4 separate regions of the Homo sapiens genome follow, and all the other regions are linked to region 2. The links are chromatin loops, found by intact Hi-C in ENCODE. Cell type or tissue: Calu3. All regions are shown on one strand. Region 1 overlaps CNTN4 (contactin 4). Region 2 overlaps CNTN4 (contactin 4). Region 3 overlaps CNTN4 (contactin 4). Region 4 has its middle 5.6 kb from the start of CNTN6.

Region 1 (5,000 bases), 250 kb after region 2:
ATGTAACATTTATATGCAAATGTTTTCTAGCCTCACCATTTGGTTGGCAAACAGCAGATGACCTTACACGCCCACTGCTATGTGACAATATTTTAAATTCTGCCTTCTAACCACTTAAAGGAAAAAAACACAAAAATACTGAGAAGGTGAGCTATGTAAGAAGCTTTTATTGAACACCAGCTGCCTGTGAGCACTGTACTAGGTGCTGGGTTGTCAGGTTAGCCACAGTTGTTGCCACTGATGAACTTCCATTAGAGACTTTGCTTCTTATTATCGTAAGACGTGATCATAGAGAAAATCTGAGACAGAAAGGGGATCAGAATTCACTGTTTGGGATTAGTTTGGTACGCTCAAGTAGAACATTTTTCTAATCGGCTGTGCATTTTCCACCATGAGGTATTCCATGGACTCACTGTTATCTCTATTGTCTGTCAATGGGGCAACTAACTGAAAATTTAAAAAACAAAAACAAAAACAAAAACAAAAAAGCCCACTCACTCAGTAAAGGTAATAAAGAGCACTTATATAAACTTCCTTTTTCAGGATACACTAACTAGTCCCTGATTAGCTGAAGCAAACAATTCGTTTATTTTAAAAATCAATCACAAAAAGCAGTTCAATAAGAGGAGAGAGAGAGCTGTTACTCAAGCATGTCTACATACCTCTGATCAAAAGGGTGCACTCACACCAATCACTTGATAACAAAAGAAATAAAGTCTTTGGAAGATCACCCTCCCCCTCTCCCCAGATCAATATCACTTCCAAAAGGAAAGCACATTCATCTTGTCTCTGAATATATTTTGCATGTTTAGCTCTAAAGTGTGAAGACTTTCAAGGTTGCCTTTCTTACCAGCTTCTCTTTGTCACCCTCGCTTTTACATGGAATGACTTATTAGCCTGGTATATTTTTTTTGAGATCTAATAAAAAAACTACTTTTAATCTCACTTAATCCATGTGATACACCAAGACCATTTTTTCTAGTATTGCATCCTAGTGAGCTTTGACTTATCAAGTCCTTACATCAGCTCCAAGTTGCAGGTCACTACCATTCCATGCCCTATAGTATTTAATCTCACTTTCCACCTTTAGCTTCCAAACCAACATGGACTTTGTCACACAACTTCCAGTTTAGGTTGAAGGTCATCATCTGGTCATTAATATTGCTGTGTTCTCAATATAAAAGAGACATATGGCGAATGTGTCCTTAATTCTGTTATTTCGTTGTGCTCTGCTACTATTGCATCTCCTGAATTTTTAATTTTTTATTTCCATAGGATTTGGGGGAACAGGGGGTATTTGGTTACATGAGTAAGTTCTTTACTGGTGATCTGTCAGATTTTGGTGCACCCATGACCCAAGCAGTATACGCTGAACCCAATTTGTAGCCTTTTATCCCTCATCCTCTTCCCACCTTTCCCCGCCGCGTCCCAAAATTCCATTGTATCATTCTTATGCCTTTGCGTCCTCATAGCTTAGCTCCCACTTATGAGTGAAAATATACGATGTTTGGTTTTCCATTCCTGAGTGACTTCACTTAGAATAATCGTCTCCAATCTCATCCAGGTTGCTGCGAATGCCACTAACTCATTCTCTTTTTATGGTTGAGTGGTATTCCATCATATATATGTATACCACAGTTCTTTATCCACTCACTAACTGATGGTCATTTGGACTAGCCTGATTATCTAAAAAATGTATCTAACACTGTGTGTGAAGCACTGGTGGAGTTTCTAGTGGGACTGACAAAGCAAAAGGTAGACTTATAGATAAAATTATAGATGCGATCAGGAGAAAGGTGAAGGAAATCCACAGGGCATTGAGAGAGGCAGTCACTGAAGAAGGCCACATTAACCAGAGTGGCAGAGACAGGTGATATTTAAATTTTGAACCAAACCCCCAAAGGAAGCCCTATTGTGACTCTGGGCTTTAACTCTGATTTGGAAAGAGTGGTGATGAGGGATGCCTTCTCAAGGGCCATCATAAAGTAGGATTCATTTGGAAATGCTATAGACAGCTGATCAAATTCTGGAAGGCTGTTCCTCTCCCACTGCCCAAATCCCTAAGTTCATGATACATTTTCAAAGCTGGTGATTTGTCCTTTCCAGCACCAACAATGTTAGTTTCTGTGTGTGTGGGTACAGTGTCATCATTGAAGAAACAGTCACTAAATATTTATTTTGATCAGTTTTAGGTTATTACTTGCTATGTATTTCTTGGCATATGAAGATTTCTTGAATAAGGAATTAGGTTTCTCCAGGTGGCACTTGCTTTATCAATCTGTAGGATGCTCTCTGAGGGCACCTGTTTTATAACTAGAAACAAAGACGACAGAGGAACTTATATGTGCAGCTATTCACAGGTATTAAAAACTCTAAGGCATATAAAATATCTAATTATAGCTATCCCATATTTAATTGATGATTAATAATTTAAAATTATTAAGCAAAATTAAAAATACACAGCAGGCTAGTAGAGCAGTATTTGATTAGCTGTCTAATCCCAGGAAAACAAATAGTTTCCCTTTTTACTACAGACCAGGTACTTCACATATGTTTTCTAATTCTTAAAATAACTATGTGAGACATACTCTAGGAAGGGGAGCCAGGAGAAATGTCTTCTTAACCCGGAAAAAAAGCACTATCAGCATTACTTGAGCTCCATTCTCTAGCACTGTCGGTTAAGTGGGCTTTTCCTGACTTCGTTAGCATCTTCAATCTCATCCTTTCATCTCCGTGCAGAAACTCAGTGACGACAAGTACGAGTGGTGATATTGAAACCCTATCCTCTATCTCTTTGTACTACACTCAGCACTGCCACTTACTGGCAAAAGAACAAAACACGGCTTCACCTTTTCACCTATGGATGCAAGTGGAGTTTAGTTGACAGTACGGCATTTAGAAATTGAGTCTGGGTATTTTATTACCATCAAATTCTAAACTCAGTTTTGAGTTTCTCAAACAAATTATTCCCTCTGACGGAAATGCATTTTCACCATAGTAAAAATATCAGAAAGCCAGTATAGTGTGGTGATTAATAATTCAAGTACTGAAGTCAAATTACCTGGAATCATACCCTAGCCCTTCAACTTCCCAGCTGTGTGAAGTTTGGCAAGTTATTTAATTTTTTTATGTCTGAGTTCTCTCCTTCGTAAAATGGGAACATCAAGAGTACAGGTGTCTAGTGTTGAGGTAAGTATTAAAAAAGAGAATTCCTAATTTAATGGCTGGTACATGCAAAGCAAGTGAGAAGTGTTAGCTCCTGTTATTGTTACAGGTGGATGGTTGACGATGTGTGAACTGATGATTAGACTTACAGAAAGCTACTGTCTTGCATACCATGTAGACTTCAAGACACTGAGCATGCTTAATGGGACCATATGAGAATTTTCCTAATCTTAAGTCAGTAAAGTGACACGCTTAAGCATAGTGGCCTCAGTAAATCTTGAGCTAAAATGCAGGACAAACTCTCTTCCCTTTTCTTCCTCCCTCCCACCACTTTCTGCTCTGCTGCATTCAGCCTTGCTCTGTGCCCTCCAGCCACACAGGCAGGTCTTCTTCGAATCCCTTGAAAATACCATGCTCTATGCCACCACAGCACCTTTGTACATTCTGTATTTTCTGTCTAGAAAACATTTCCTTTTTAATCCTTACTGATCCTTCAGATCTCAGTTACAATCATTTTCTTAGTGAAGTTTTTCTTAATGCTCTCTATGTTAATTTCCTTTGTCACAAACATTATAGAACCACTACCATTTTCTTAGCATTTGTCTCAATTGGTGATCACATATTTCTAGTGTGATTACTTGATGAACATTTTCCTTCCATACTAGAACATGAACTAGTTAAGATGAGGGACTGGGTCTGGCTTTGTTTATCTGCCCAGCACAGAGTAGGCACTCAGAAAAATATCTGAATGGATGAATGCTACAGTCTATGTTTTCTCCTCACTTGAAATGTCTTGCTCTTTTTTTTGTATCCCTCCACTTTATACCTCTCCTTAAACATCTAAAATACTATTTTAAAATTCATATGGAACAAAAAAAAAAAGCCCGAATAGCCAAGGCAATCCTAAGCAAAATAACAAAGCTGGAGGCATCATGCTACCCAACTTCAAACTATACTATAGGGACACAGTAACCAAAACAGCATGGTATTGGTACAAAAACAGACACACAGACCAATGGAACAGAATAGAGAACCCAGAAATAAGACTGCACACCTGCAACGATCTCACCTTCAACAAACCTGACAAAACCAAACAACGGGGAAAGGATTCCTTATTCAATAAATGGTGCCGGGATAACTGGCTAGCCATATGCAGAATATTGAAAGTGGACCCCTTTCTTATACCATACACAAAAATTAACTGAAGGATAAAAGACTTAAACATAAAACCCAAAACTATAAAAATTCTGGAAGACAACACCTGGGCAATACCATTCAGGACATAGGCACGGGCAAAGATTTCATTACAAAGACAACAAAAGCAATTGCAACTAAAGCAAAAATTGACAAATGGGATTTAATTAAACTGAAGATCTTCTGCACAGCAAAAGAAACTATCAACAGAGTAAAGAGACAACACACAGAATGGGAGAAAGTCTTCGCAAACTATGTATCTGATTAAGGTCTAATATCTAGCATCTATAAGGAACTTAAATTTACAAGAAAAAACCACCACTTTAAAAAGTGGGCAAAAGACATGAATAGACACTTTTCAAATGAAGACATACATGCAGCCAACAGTCATATAAAAAAGCTCAACATCAGCTGCGTGTGGTGGCTTACGCCTGTAATCCCAGCACTTTGGGAGGCCGAGGTGGGCGGATCACGAGGTCAGGAGATCGAAACCATCCTGGCTAACATGGTGAAACCCCGTCTCTACTAAAAATACAAAAACAAAATTAGCTGGGCGTGGTGGCACGTGCCTGTAGTCCTAGCTACTTGGGAGGCTGAGGCGGGAGAATGGCATGAACCCGGGAGGCGGAGCTTGTGGAGAG
Region 2 (5,000 bases):
ATTTGTTCTATTTGCTGATTGTCTCTTATGGTGGCAGACTTCCTCAAGGTCTTTGTAATTTTGGTTTGGGAGTTCATCTTATAAGCGAAGTTTTTTCTTCCTCGTGAGCACCCACTTCTCCCTGTTGTGTGGCTGTAAAGGCCTGTATCAGGTTATGTGAAAAATGTGCAGTTTGCACTTCACGGCATAGCAAAATAAAGGACATTGCACCCAATACTGTACAGGTCTGACTCTTTTTGGGGGGTGGCCTTGCTGCCCATTCTGGCCACAGGTAAATGTCCTTTAAAGGTCTCAAATCTGGGTAGAATTTTTTTTGTCTGCCCCAGGTTCCTGGAAGGGAGCTCAGCTCCAAGTCCTGATTTTAGGGGTAAGCTTTAACTGCCGAAATATCCTGATGAAATAAAATCTGTTCAGGTTATCATCACTCACATAATATCAGACATCTATATATGTAGTTTGTTCCTAAGTGTCTACTTTGCTTATAATTTTGCTCTTTGGAAAATCCTTTACACATTTGATCTCTTTTAGACACATTTACTTTTCTCTAAGATTTGTTTTCCATTGAGGAATTATGTCTGTGAATTGAGAATTTTTACAGTTTTAAAACATAGGCTAGTTCTCTCAATAGCACCCCTATTTATCTTACCTCTCTTTTTGTTAACATAATTAAAATGTGACTTTGCTTTAAGAAGAAGGGAAGAGGAACCAATTGGAAAAAGAACAATAAGTGTATTTTGGCTGAAGACAAGGAAGTCTGCCCTTTTAGGTGGCAGAAGAAAACACAGAAGTAGCATAGGGCACGTTCACAAGTCAAGGTTTTTCATCGATTCATACCGAGAGGCACAGCCACATAGTATTGTGACCTGGTTCTCGGAACAACGTGTGCAACTTGACAAATGACATCAGAAGAAAACACAAGGCAAATTTTGACCCCAGTCGGCGTGAGCACAAACTGGAGCCTTGTGTAAAGCAATTTACAAATCGCCCCTGAGTGGAATGCTTACTGATCTATTTTCAAGGACTGGGGGAAAATCGCAAAGCAGAGCTGTTTAATAAGCTTGACTGCCACAAATGGAAACTACTATGCACAAGCCAATTGAGGGTGGCCAAGTATAGGTACTTGGGAAACAATCAGTCAGGTGGTAATCAAAGTTATTAGATCTGCCTGGTCAAAATGTGTAGCATAAAGCACCTATTTAATTATGAAGACGGTTCTAATGATGCTCGAATGCTCTTGGTTGCCTCCCAAGTCTCTAACTTGGTCACAACGATTAATAAGGAGGTTTTTGTTTCTTTGTTTTTAATAAGCAAGATATAATCTGTCTTAAAGTCATTCACCGTCAACTTGTTTGTTTTTATTTTTACCCATGACCAGGGAAAGCAAACCTCCGGGGTCTGGATTTGTGCCATGCTTCAGTAGCAGGGTTTCTCATCTGGGAAGTCTTTCTAAATGCAAAGAATTTTCTGCAGGTGCCTAAGCTTCCCACTATGAATAAGAATACTTCCTCAAGCAAAATAGCAAGTAATAACAGAAGAGGGAAGGGGGGTATATGTTAAATTTGCCCTCTCACATTTTCTTTTTGAAGCTTTCTTTACGATTCAAAAGAAATGACAATCTGAAAGGACTAGGAAAAGACTACTGTCAATGACAAATTAAATACATTGTATCTTCGAGTCAAGGTATAATTAAAATCACTCTATGGCGTGCCTTTGACTGTGATGGAAGATAAAAAAGAATCATAAATGGGAACCACAGATATCTTTTACCCACGGAGAAACATTTTCATCAAATAATAATTAGAATGTTTTCTGTTTATTTCAGTGACTGCACATAAGTAACTCTCCCTTATGACTCACTGAGCAAAAGAGTCCCCCCAAAATCCCATTAGTATCAGTGAAATACAGTAAATTTCATCATAGTCAATGTGTAAGAATGGCATAATAAGATCTTTGCTGATTAAAGGAATGTGTGATTGCATCTGCTGGGCATCGGGCTGCATCTACTGATAAAAAGTAAGCGAATATTTACTTAAACTATAAAAGAAAGGAAATGTACACCTTGAGGCAAGGACAATGAATTCCAAAGACAATGCCTTCCATTGTGATTACATGCAAAAGAAAAACCAAGTGCCATTCACACACAGTGCAATGTGGGGAAGGATTAATATTCTGGACAGTAGATGGTGCTGAAACCTCAGCAGAAGGAGAGTGTCCCTCTTTTTCTGTTTAACCTGCTCCTGTCAGCAATTTTCTACATGTTTTCAGATTCCTCTGTTTAAGGACTGCATCTTGGGAAAGAAGCAATAATTCGCATATTCTAAAGCAGTACTTCTTTGTTTGCTTATAGATTTGAGATGAGGTCACCGAGGAGCATATGAAGCTTAAAATAGAAGGTATTAATATCTTGGTAGACAATATTAGCTACCCTCTCTTTATTTGATGTAGATAGGATTGATTGATGAAGCTTTCTGCAAAACAAAACCTTAAACAATCCTCCCTCCCCCACCCCCAACAGTCTGGTCCACCACTGACTAGCTTGTTTGAGGACTTGTCTGTAATTCTAAGTGAACTTTTTCCTGAAACCCTTCAGAATGGGCAACTATTAATAGATATTAGGTCCCCTGCAATTGTTGAAATGCCCCCTTTGTGTGCAGCTAGGTAAGGCATTATGAGTTTAACTAAAAGAGACTCTTCTTCCTGCTGCATTGCTTGCTTCATAGTGAGACCTATATACACATTCAGTGAAATTTAAAGGAGGGAGAATGAAAATCTGAAGAGCCCTGAATTAAGACTTTGTTACTGTTTTTCATTTTGGAGAGAAAGAGGCAAATCATTGGAAAACTCACTCTTGTAAGGAAGAACTACTCTCTGGAGCAGGTTTGAAGGTCACTGGACATTTAGTCCAATCTTCCACACTAGAGATAAGGAAACTTTTCTATTGAGAGTTGCTGACCCAAAGAGAAAAAAAAAAAAAAAAAACCAATCGAGGGTCACGCAAGTATAAAGCAACTTAATTTAGTTTATTTTCAGAGAGATGTTTACAACTTTTCATGTCTTTTAAATTAGGTACAGGGAACACAAAATTTAAAGATACATCAAATAATTTAAAAGTTAGATCTAATCTAATATAAAGGGTAATGGAGGTGGAAAGAATGTTAAAGCCAAGAGACAAGGAAAAGGAGATGAAAATGCAGAGAAACAGAGCAAGACAGACAAGCAGAGAGCGGCAGAATCCTCTACTCCACAAAGACATCACATGCTAATAAATGACATTCACACCAAGTGGAGTACACAGAGCCAGAAAAGAATTTTTAGAAAGTGAAAAGGCAGTCTTTTGTGGAGCACCATTCCACCTTTTGGTTTTTATGATATTAAAATAGAAACCCTTTGTTGGGCAAGCTCTATCTTTGTAATTACAGTCATTTGCAGATAAGCTGTATCTTGCCACTTCCAACTAAAGGGTGCCTGAAATTTAAGTCAGAGTTCTGACGTGACCCAAAGTCCCACATTTTCCAAATCCACATTTACTGTTCTCTAAAATGACAAGTAGGTTTTGCCACAGTGATAAGTGAAGCACTCTAGTACTACTACAGACTGAAAGTATTGAGAAACGGTCAGCATTAAAAATTGGCAGGATACTTCAGAAAGAGATTAAGGGCAGAAAGAGAAATAGATTTTTGGCTAGGTCTTGGTTAGTCAAAAAACATTAATGACTTCCTCATTCCACAAACGTGTTAGTTTCTTGAATTAAAACAAACAAAACCCCTAGGGGTGTGTGTGTGTGTGTGTGTGTGTGTGTGTGTGTGTGTGTACATTTAAATGTCTGTTCCTCAATAAAATTTGTTAAAGTTTACAGGAATGTATTCACTTCCTAGATTATCCATTAGAATCTAATAGCTCAGTATTGGTAGGAAAGATAGTGAGGCAAGACCCAAGCCTAGGTTATAACAAATAGGTACACATTATTTGTATGACACATGCCAACTCCCTAGGGTGTGTCTCTGGGCTGCAGTGCAAGAGTGAACAGAGTTTGCAAACTGCTGCAGCATCGAATAAACCAATATTCACAGAGAGATACATAAGAAAAATCATTCATTTACTCAAGCAGGCAAGATGTACAAGGCATATGGTATTTTGCATTTGTAGATCATTCCATAGTTTACAAAATCATTTCTTATCCATCATATGCTTGCTTTCCACAGAAAGGTTATCTTGCATTTAGTTACCATAACAGGACCTGACACTTTTTACAATCCCGGAGGGCACTTTTCATGCAGGATGCAATGTTCACTTGGGCACCCTGGCGGTCAATAGGATACCCTGCTATTTTCCCATGGCAGGAGCTCCCAAACAATGCTGGAGCACCAGTAATAAGCAGGACTCCGTTCACTGGAAATCAGCCCAGGTCTAGAGCTCATCTCAGAAATAGTTGCTGGATGTCTTCTCAGGGAGTAAAGGACTTTCTCTTACTGACTCTCTGATACTAACCTAGCTTTTGCTAAACATGTCATCATGATGAAATATATAAAACACTCAATTTAGTGTCTAAAAGCCTAGTTTCTAGGTTTGGCCATACAGCACTGATTAGGCATGAAACCACCAGCAAGTCATTCGACGTCTCTGAGCTGTAGTTTTCTTATCTATAATTTGGAGGAGATGGTATTTGGCATCCCAGGATGACTATGAAATTCAAAATGAGTTAATGGATTTTAACATGCTTCATAAAACATAAAGAGCTACAGAGTATGAGATACTATTATTACCATTACTATTGATGCCAAAGATTTGCACGGGGAAGAAAGGAAAAAGAGACACTTATTTCGAGAGTAAGAAGAGGGTGATGTTCTAAGGTGAATTAATACAAAGGGTTTTTTTTATTTTTTTATTTTTTAGATGGAATTTCGCTCTTGTTGCCCGGGCTGGAGTGCAACGGCACAGTCTCGGCTCACAGCAACTTCTGCCTCCCAGTTTCAAGCAATTCTCTCGCCTCAGCTTCCTGA
Region 3 (5,000 bases), 92 kb after region 2:
CTCAGCCTCCCTAGTAGCTGGGACTACAGGCACGCATGACCACGCCCAGGTAATTTTTGTATTTTAGTAGTGATGGCGTTTCACCATGTTGGCCAGGATGGTCTCGAGCTCTTGACCTCGTGATCCGCCCGCCTCAGCCTCCCAAAGTGCGGGGATTACAGGCATGAGCCACCACACCCAGCATCTTTTTCTTTCTCTAATACACTTATTGCTACCTTGGTCATCAAAGGGAGGAAGCTAATTTTTTTAAAGTATGTAGCACTGTATGTTTTGATGGATTTAGTAAACTTTGAGGTATAATTTGCATTTGGTAAAAGGTACATTTGTGTGTGTACAGTTTGGTGAATTTGGTATACACCACCATGAAGATCAAGACACAGAATATTCTCATCTCCCTGTTGAGGGACTCTTTTAAAGAAAATTTATTGTATGTTCAAGTGAACAAACATTTTAAAATTTCAGAAAATTGAAAGGGAAAGAAACAAAATTAGGAACGCCATAAGATTTTTTTTTTTAATTGTGTAGGTTAAAGCATTTGCTCTCTGATATGGTCGCCACCTCTGCTTTGTCCCATAGCACTCTTCATATATATCTCTATTAGAGAACATGCTGAACTGTCTCTATTGTCACTCTCCGTAAGCTTCTTAAACACAGGGTTTTGTTTAGCTTTTCACTGCAAGTGCCCAATGCAATGCTTGGCTCATTTAGGAGAAGCTGTGACTTGTTCTTGGAGTGTAGGTGTTGAGATAGCTCTATTATATGCTCACCACTAGCGTTCTAAAAAATTCACTCATGCTAACACCAGTAACATAGTCCTATGGAAATACTATCAGAGAATTATTTCTTTCCTAAAACAAAAGATACATATTTGTATTCGCACAAAAGTAAAATAAAAGACATTTTTCCTGGAAAATATCTATTTTCTTCTGAGTTAATTGAATTAATGTGCAAGAAGAGATTTTGGAATGGAAGGATTCATTTCTTGGAATCTTAATTTTATCATATTTTAAAAGCCTGACTCATTGCAGTTTGACCTGGTGGAATTTAATATTTAAGACCATGTTGAATGTAAAATTGAAATATAAATCACAAATTACTTAAAGGAGAACTTGAGGTGTGTGTTATGTGAATGCGGGGGCTTGGGGGGTAATGGGGGCCAATTTCTTAAAAGTTCCTAAATCATAGGCTAATGATGTTTAAAAATGAAAGTAAGCTTCAGTGGAAGCAAGTCAAATCTTGATTACATTCTTTTGTTGTGGAAATACTTTCGGTAACTGCCTAGAAACAAATAAAGATGGAGAGGTCACTTTTTAATAGGGCCATGCAATGTACACCTGGGGCTGGTATTCTCATGCGAAGGTAAAATTTTAAAAATGAATCTAGTAGGCAATTGATATCTCAATCTGTTTACCTCAGATTTATGAGGGAAGTCTATAATTCTGGGAGTAATTCAATGATAATAAGTGCAATTAATAAGTAGAGTGCAAGTACAGATGTACAGATGTTTTTGCTTTAATGAGATAAACGCATTTCTTCTATGGTCTGCAAAATCATGCAATAAAAATTGTAGGGTTTATGAAAAAGATAGGGTCAGGACACCTACTCAATATTTATGTAACGAGAACACTACAAAAACAATAACCATCCTAGTAATTATCAAACATAATTAAATATAAACATGATTAAAAAGATAAGTTAAATTCATAATAACTACTACAAAAAATACAGTGTATGTGTGTGTGCACATGCATGAGAAGGTAGCTTGATGGAAGAAAGAAGGAAGAGTTGAGATTGCTAAGCTATGAAATAAGTGCAAATTGCAGAAAGATTGAGAATTACGCAATAAGCACTCCCATGTTGGAGTACGTGGCCACACTGCACCAACAGGAAGAATGTGGCATGAATGGGAATCATGTGCAGTAGGTATTTTCCCTTGGCTAGCTGTGTTAATCTGTGTTCGTAGGCTTTGTGTTTGGTTGCTGCTACTTAGTAAAATACCTGAACAAATCCAGGGTCTATGTTATACTGACATCATTCCCCTACTTACCAATCCCATATAAGCTAAGTCACAGAAAAGTGTTTCAGCAGAGCAAACTCAATGCAAACCCCTGAACTGACAGAAAAATGTAAAAAAAAAAAGTCAGGTATTCTTGAAGTTTTTTTTTAAATGATATTTTGTGAAATAGAGTTACAAATCTGTATCATATAAAAATCCCTTCTTAAAACTGTATCTTTCTACACATATAATTTTATCACTTTAGGCGGACATTTTTCATCCATTCAGGAGAAATTCTGCAGTAGCATTTGAAATGAGTTTACATAAATCAAACTGTGCACAACACATGGGCATATTTGTCAAAAAACTACATTTTGCTTTTACAGGATTTGAAATAGCATATCAGACACACAGAAACCAGAAAACACACCTTTCAGTTTCAAAAGCATTTGTAATGTACTATTGGTGTGCATATAATCTTTTGGATATCTTATCGAGATAAGACTGGCTGGAACATCTTTCACTAATTAAAATGGAATTAAAAATTCAAGGCCGGGCATGATGGCTCATGTCTGTAATCCCAGCACTTTGGGAGGCTGAGGTGGGCAGATCACATGAGGCCAGGAGTTCGAGACCAGCCTGGCCAACATGGCAAAACCCCGTCTCTACTAAAAATACAAAATTAGCTGGGCGTGGTGTTGCACCTCTGTAATCCAACTACTGGGGAGGCTGAGGCATAAGAAGCGCTTTAACCTGGGAGGTGGAGATTGCAGTGAGCCAAGATCGTGCCACTGCACTCCAGCCTGGGGGACAGAGCTAGACTCCGTCTCAAAAAAAAAAAAAAAAAAAAAATCAAGTTCTTTTCTTTTGTTAACTCAATTTACTTAATTAGCTTCTGAAGTTATCTAACCCTGCAAATTTATCAGTTGTAACCATAAACTGTGGTACTTTTAAGGGAAAATTGTCAGAACTCCATCAGTTTTTGAATACTTGAGCTATTAATGGATTTCTTAACATTCTCCCATTTTGTGAGCATCTTTTGCACCAGAGATGCTGTTCAGCTTGTAGGATGATCCTTTTTCCTATTTGTACCCTTTATTCTCATCCTCAAACACTGACCTAGGGGAGGTTTGAAGGAAAAGTGAAAGGGACCTGTTCTATTTGACATTCACAGGTAATGAGGTTTTAAAAGTTATTGGTAAATCCCCAGAAGGGCACTATTAGAATCTAACCTTCGCTGGCACTTAAAAAATTAGTGCACATGGAAGTGAAACTTCAGTAGTTTCTAGTAGCTCAGAACTGTCAAATTGCCCCTTATGTCTGAGAGTAGCTGAGATACTGGGAGCTCCTTATTTGCTGTATTTAATATACTTAAATGATAATATTTCTCACATGCACTGCTAGAGGGCACCACTCCCTCAGTATTAGAATGAACTGTATTATGGGTCCTCCTCCATGTGAGAAATGCAACTTTTTATTATTTTTCAATGATCTTTATTAGATTATCTATGAGAAGCATCTGGCTGAGAGAAGCCCTCTATGTAATTCACAACTATTTGTTTTTAGTTAGTTAAATGAATTTTGGTCATATATCAAGGGTATTTTAAGTGGCCAATAGAACCCCTCAAAAACTTAAAAGTTTTTTGCTTTAGTGTCATTTCTCAAGAGAAACAGTAGAATGATAGCTCCTTAACTAGATATGCAGTGGCAGTCCTATTTGGGAAATATATGGATGTGATGTCTTACTACATTATTGAAGAAGAAAGGATTATTGTGTAATGCCAGTTCTATCACAGTCTGTGATAGAAGCATCACTGGGAACACTGCCAGTTGATGGAGAATATTAAGGCCAGCTTTTTTGGAAGTTCAGCATTTCTTATTACTTTAACCGTTGTCTACTTTCTTTAACTATTACCTCATCATTCCCTAAAAACAAGCTTAGAGTAAATGCATTAATTCAAATCTTTTCACTACTGAGGAGAAAATATTGGTATCAGATTATGAGACCCCAAATTTCTTTTGGCCTGTTGGATTGCTATCTAGAAAGAAGGCTACTGGTAGAAGATTTCTTCTTTCTAGGTCCACTGTTTTAGAATGGCTGATTCAAAAATCAGCCTTCTCTGAGGTCAGGTGTGTTGGCTCACGCCTGTAATCCCAGCACTTTGGGAGGCCAAGGCGGGAGGATCACTCGAAACCAGGAGTTCAAGACCAGCCTCGGTGACACAGTGAGACTCAGTCTCTATAAAAAATAAAACATTAGCCAGGTGTAGTGGTGAATGCCTGTAGCCCTTGCTTCTTGGAAAGCTGAGGTGAGAAGATCACTTGAACTCAGGAGTTCAAGGCTGCAGTGAGCTAGGCTCACACCACTACACTGCAGCTTTGGTGACGGTGAGACCCTGTCTTTTAAAAAACAAGTCAGTGCTCTCTTATTATGAATGATATTCACAAGGAGACTCTCAACACAACTCTGAAGTAGATGATTTTTCCATTTTGATGTTAGCATGATGTGCCCCTTCTAGTGTTCCTAATATCCATCCTTCTATTGTTTCGGTCTAATTCACTGAATGCCCTGTTTCCTGATGGCTCTAATAATGCTTCTTCCACGGGCAGCTCTTGGGTTTAAAAACTCCTATTCCTTTGGGCGTTATTATGAAACAAAAGAATTTTACAATCATGAGATTATTTTGAGGATTAAATAAAATAATACATGTATTGAACATAAAGTACTTAGCACAGTATTTGATCCAGATTAAGAACTTCATACGTCCCCTCTCCACTGCTATTTCCACTACTGCACTACCCCAGTCACCATTATCACGGACTTTTCTTCTGCTGAAAATTTTCTTAGAGTCCGAGAAACACATCATTGTTTGAAAACAGAAAATGTTTATTTTGAAATAATTATAGACCCACAGAAAGTACCAAATATAATACAGAAAGGTCCTGTGCATCCTTCACCCCGTCTCCCCCAATGGTTACATCTTATGTAGATACAGTTAAATAC
Region 4 (5,000 bases), 1.9 Mb after region 2:
GTGCAGTAAACCACCATGGCACTCGTTTACCTACGTAAAACCTGCGTATCCTGCACATGTACCCCGAACTTAAAATAAAAGTTGAAAAAAAAAAAAACTTCTGAAAGAAAATGTATGAGTCCTAGGATTAAGCAAAGATTTCTTAAAACTCATGTGCATACACACACATAAAAACACAGAACATAAAGAATAAATAGAAATATTGGACTTCATTAAATTTAAAAAGACTGATTTTTGAAATATATCATTAAGAAATTTTTACACCTCAATAACAAAAAAATAAGCAACCCATTAGAAAATGAAAAAAAAATGAACATTTTTAGCAAAGATATCCAAATGACATTTAAGCCCATTAAAATGATGCTCAACATCATTATTTTAAAAATGCCAATCAAAACCGCAAGACACAGCTACTAGACACTAATCAAACAGGCTCAAATGAAAACCACTGAAAATTCAGTCTGGGACTGGTGGCTCACAGCTGTAATGCTAGCATTTTGGGAGGACACGGTGGGCAGACAGCTGAAGCCCAGGAGCTTGAGACCAACCTGGGCAACATGGTGAAACCCCATCTCTACAACAAATACAAAAAATTAGCCAGGCGTGGTGACAGGTGCCTGTAGTCCTAGCTAGTCAGGAGGTTAAGGTGGGAGCATCACCTGAGCCCGGGAGATGGAGGCTGTGGTAAGCCGTGTTTGTGCCACTGTGCACCAGCCTGGACAACAGAGTGAGCACCATCTCAAAATAATAATGATAATAATAATAAAATAAAATAAAATAAAAACATTGAAAATTCCAAAAGATTTTGAGTATGTGGGACAATTGGAACTCATACCTTGCTGGTAGAAATATAAAGTGCTACAATTACTTCGTAAAACAAGCTGGCACTCTTAAAGTAATATTACTGAGAAACCCCGCTCTTATGTATTCACCCAAAAGAAATGAAAGCATATGTCCACAGAAATTTTTGCAAGGAAATTTTATAGCAAATTTTTTTTATAACAGCCAAAAGTTGGAAACAACACTGATGTCCATCAACAGGTTAATGGATAAACAAATTGTGGTGAATGCATAATTGTAATACAAGTTAGCAATAAAAAGCCAGAAATTACTGATATTCACAACTTGGATTAATTCCACAGCTATTATGCTAAGAGAAAGATATCAAAAAAAAAAAAGCAATTCTATACTGACAGAAAACAGAATGTTTGTTTAGGGATAAGGAGAAAGAGATAAATTGCAAATGGGCAACAGGGAATGTTTCGGGTAATAAAAACATTCTGTTTTTGATTGTGGCAGTGATTACAAGGGTATATGTATTGGACAAATCTTATCAACCTAGACAAATGGGTATATGTCATTTCATGTAAAGTATACCTCAATAAAGTTGATTTTTAATGAATTAAATGATGACAGACTGTAGATTCTCTTAAAGGCTTTGAAAAAATAAAATCAATAAGTCTATCATTCTACCAAAATATTGTTGTGTACATTATTATTATTATTGATTTTAGTGAAACAATCACCTCTCTAATCTCAATTTATGTTTAGACATTTTAGTTTCTTATAGATCTGAGTTAGTTTTATTCATTTATATTTTTTCTGGACAATGATGAAGACGATGATGAACATATTGATAGGCAACTTCTATAACTCAAATTATGTGTCAGGTAGTGTCTTCAGCATTACATTGGCATTAGCAATTTATTCAATCCTTATAACAACCTGATGGGTTTGATATTATTTGCAAAATCTAACCAACAAGAAAATTGGAACATAAAAAGTTTAACTAAATTGCCCAAGAACATCCAACTGGGTGACAGTGGGGGAAGAATAAAACCTAAGCAGCTTGACTCAAGAATCTAGACTAATATTGTTTTATTATTCAAATCGCTATACTCTTTCTCACATTTTGTCTACTTGACATGTCAAGTTCTGTGAGCGGTATCTTAAATATTTCCCAGAAATATTTTTCAAATGGAGCAATTATCTTTCAAGAAGCTTTGTACTATATATTCTGCTGCTAAACTGTTTCATCGATAAAGGCTACACACACACACACAAACACACACACACATATACACACTACATATATAAATATCTCTAGTGGATTTTGTTTTTATGATTATATAACATCTTAAGAATCCTTTTAAATATGTTTACATCTCCTTGACATGAATTATTTTCAGCATTTCTCCTTTCTTTCTGGTTTTTGTTTTCCTGTATATACTAGAATATTAACACTTTTTCTCACTGTTTTAGATGCCTTTCTTATAAACATCATTCAGCTTGACTGAAAAAAAATTGGCGTTGTCTTTTTATAGGGTAGCTTGTCCCATTTGTATTTAGTGTAGCAGCTAACATTTGTACTGAATATATGTTTTCCTTCTGAGGTTTGCAAAGGCATTGATCCCAACAGTTCAGTTGCACACATTCCAGTGGAATTGCATCACTTGGCGGACGCCGACATTAGGCAGAAGCTCACAAGTAGAATTTCTCTGAAGGAATGCTGTGGCAAAGTTTCTTTGCCAGTAAAATCCACTTCAGTGAACCAGGAAGCACTGCCTTTTTTTTTTTTTTTTTTTTTTTAATCCCTCAAGGCCCCAAGGGGAGCCTCTTCCTATAGCTGCTATTTCCTCTTCTCTCCTTACCAAAGAGGGGGAAAAATCCAATGTCTGTACTTTTCCTGATACTTTCCAGTGAAATACTTGGGTTGCTCTTCACTGCCAACTCTTGAAGTGGGCATTCAAAATGCTATAAACTTCAGGCTCCACAAAACCCTGATCTACTTCTGCCTCCTACAGGAAAATATTATTGACTATTGCTCTTAAATAATTGCCTTGTTGTGAAGAAACCTGTAATGACAGTTTTTTCTCCAAATAAATTAAAAGCAAAGATTAACACATAATAATTTATTGAACATGCACAATTATTTTAAAGATCTGTCATATACCAACATGAGTAATATTGTCTCGGTGTTATTTATTGCTTTGGTTTGTTTGTTATGCCCATTGGTATGTACAACTTTTCTAAATAACCATTGTTTAAAAAAATATTTTCTATAACATACTTTTCTTCTATTCACCACAGACACTTCTAATATTACCAAAATATGAATAATCTTCTATAATCTTCTGAGTGCTTCCTGTGAGCTAGACACCAAATCCAAAATCTCACTTAGTCCTGGTAACAACCCTATGAGGCAGATATTCCTATCACCTTTGACTAGCAATTGAGGTTTTTGCCAAGATCACACAACGGTAAAAAGATAAACGGGGATGTGAATCCAAGTCCACCTAACCCCAGCATTTGTATTCTAAACCTCTTGTCAAGAGTCCCCTGCTATGTCCATTGGTATATCAAATAGAAGGCGAAAATAAGTGCTATAATTTTATGGTTATTTCTAGTGTTGAAGGTATAGTAAAAAGTTTCTCTTAAATATGTAACGTTTTAGGCTATAACTGCCAAGATTTAACAATTAATTAGATAGTTAAGTCCGACATTCTTCAAAGAACTGCTTGTTTTCATGAAAATGGTCTGAATGTAATTATTTGTCTCAAACCTCCACGGTGCTTTGGTAAAGAATAGAAAATATTAAATGGTCCCAGGAAATGGAAATCATTTTTTTTTCTCTTGCCTTTTCTTTTCCTTTTTGGTGAGGGAGTGGTAGGGATTAGAGTGTCATGAAGAGAAATCCACTGCACATATCAACGTTTACTTTCCCTCAGGAAAAAGTGCATTGAAGGGAGGGTGATAACAATTTCCTTAGTCTTTTGCCCCCAAAACAATTTTTTTCACTTATACCACATATGTGTAATTTTACAGATATTCAAATTTCACTTCCCTCTGGAAAAACAAGTAACAACATTTTGCCGTGAAACGTATTCCTTTTCAAAGGGAAAATAGTAAGTGAAATGCATATATTCACCTTCTACCACATGGTAGGAAAATGTATATTTTAGAAAGCTATTGTAATACATTCAATTTAAGATCCTTGAATCTATTCATATAAAAATAGAGGAACTGTTACTTACGGCAACTTAAAATGGGGACTGGGTAAGACCTGGTATCTTATGACATGAATTGTTTTGCTTCAACCCTGGAAGGACACTGCAAAATTGTTCCATGAAACTGCCTGCCACCTGCTGCTTCCAACACTGAATTTTAATGAGTGCCAATTGCTCTGCAAGGCTTATTATTTTAGAGGTATTTTTTACCATAAAGCCCATTGTGATCTTTCTAAATTATAGAATACATTGCTTGGGCCCCAGTGAAAATAAATGTATTTCATTAATGCTATTCCTCTTCTACTCTAATTTTTTTCAACTCTGAAGATTGAGAGATGTTCCACATGTAATAATTATTACTGTATCTTATTTCCCAGGCATAATGAAGAGGTCAGAAGCCATACCCTCTAAAATCTTACTATGCATCAAGAGTGTAGTCTCTTAAATAACTTTTCTGTCTCCTCCATTTTTGTTTGTTTGTAATTTATGAAGTGTAAAAATTGTTGTGTTGTGTTTCTTTGATGTTTAGACATAGAAAACATGAGAGTCATTAGTTCCCATTAAATAGAATTTACCTATTGGCCTACTAGCATCATTACCAGAAATACGTCATAGGCTTTTCTTTCACAGGAAATATACTGATATTTCTTTTATAATCATATGGTAGATTGATTTATTAGTCTCAATTCCTCACCTTTCCCTGCACATACACTCTTGCCATTGCCTGATCATAGATGGAGTATACTTCTCTGCCCCTTGATTTGGGGCTTAAACATGTGACTTGCTTTGACCAATAACATGTGACTAGAAGTCACAACGTGCTGGCTATAAGCCTAGGCTTTAATTGTCGTTTGTGTTTCTTCTTACCTTCTTGTTACCTCTGCTATTACCATAGAAAAACTCACTTTGGCTAAACTGCAATCCATGGAGGATGAAAAGTACTTGGAACAGAGCTATTCCTGTTGATCCAAAGATCTCAGTAAACATCAGAGC

The links. Peaks named below come from ENCODE experiments on the same cell type or tissue, not always from the same donor. Only the 100,000 strongest peaks of a DNase experiment are listed, where the experiment ranks them.
Region 1: it touches region 2 in a loop (7-fold over the local background); 4 of 110 quality-filtered maps call a loop at or near these places.
Region 3: a loop joins it to region 2, with 4 times the contacts of the local background. A loop is called at or near these places in 3 of 110 quality-filtered maps.
Region 4: it touches region 2 in a loop (17-fold over the local background); 26 of 110 quality-filtered maps call a loop at or near these places.

Annotation. Positions count from the first base shown.
Region 1 is chr3:2,763,013-2,768,012 of GRCh38, reverse strand. The region is part of intron 6 of CNTN4 (contactin 4); the gene reads right to left. Among named protein-coding and RNA genes, the nearest start is that of CNTN4-AS1, 300 kb to the left of the region's middle. RefSeq lists an enhancer at 2,448-3,000. In Calu3, no CTCF peak of the experiment used is centred here; no DNase peak of the experiment used is centred here.
Region 2 is chr3:3,012,859-3,017,858 of GRCh38, reverse strand. All of the region lies in intron 14 of CNTN4 (contactin 4), which reads right to left. Among named protein-coding and RNA genes, the nearest start is that of CNTN4-AS1, 46 kb to the left of the region's middle. In Calu3, no CTCF peak of the experiment used is centred here; DNase peaks (open chromatin) are centred at 2,168 and 3,788.
Region 3 is chr3:2,920,457-2,925,456 of GRCh38, reverse strand. The region is part of intron 12 of CNTN4 (contactin 4); the gene reads right to left. Among named protein-coding and RNA genes, the nearest start is that of CNTN4-AS1, 140 kb to the left of the region's middle. RefSeq lists an enhancer at 3,449-3,498. In Calu3, no CTCF peak of the experiment used is centred here; no DNase peak of the experiment used is centred here.
Region 4 is chr3:1,084,934-1,089,933 of GRCh38, reverse strand. No RefSeq gene overlaps it. Among named protein-coding and RNA genes, the nearest start is that of CNTN6, 5.6 kb to the left of the region's middle. In Calu3, no CTCF peak of the experiment used is centred here; a DNase peak (open chromatin) is centred at 2,453.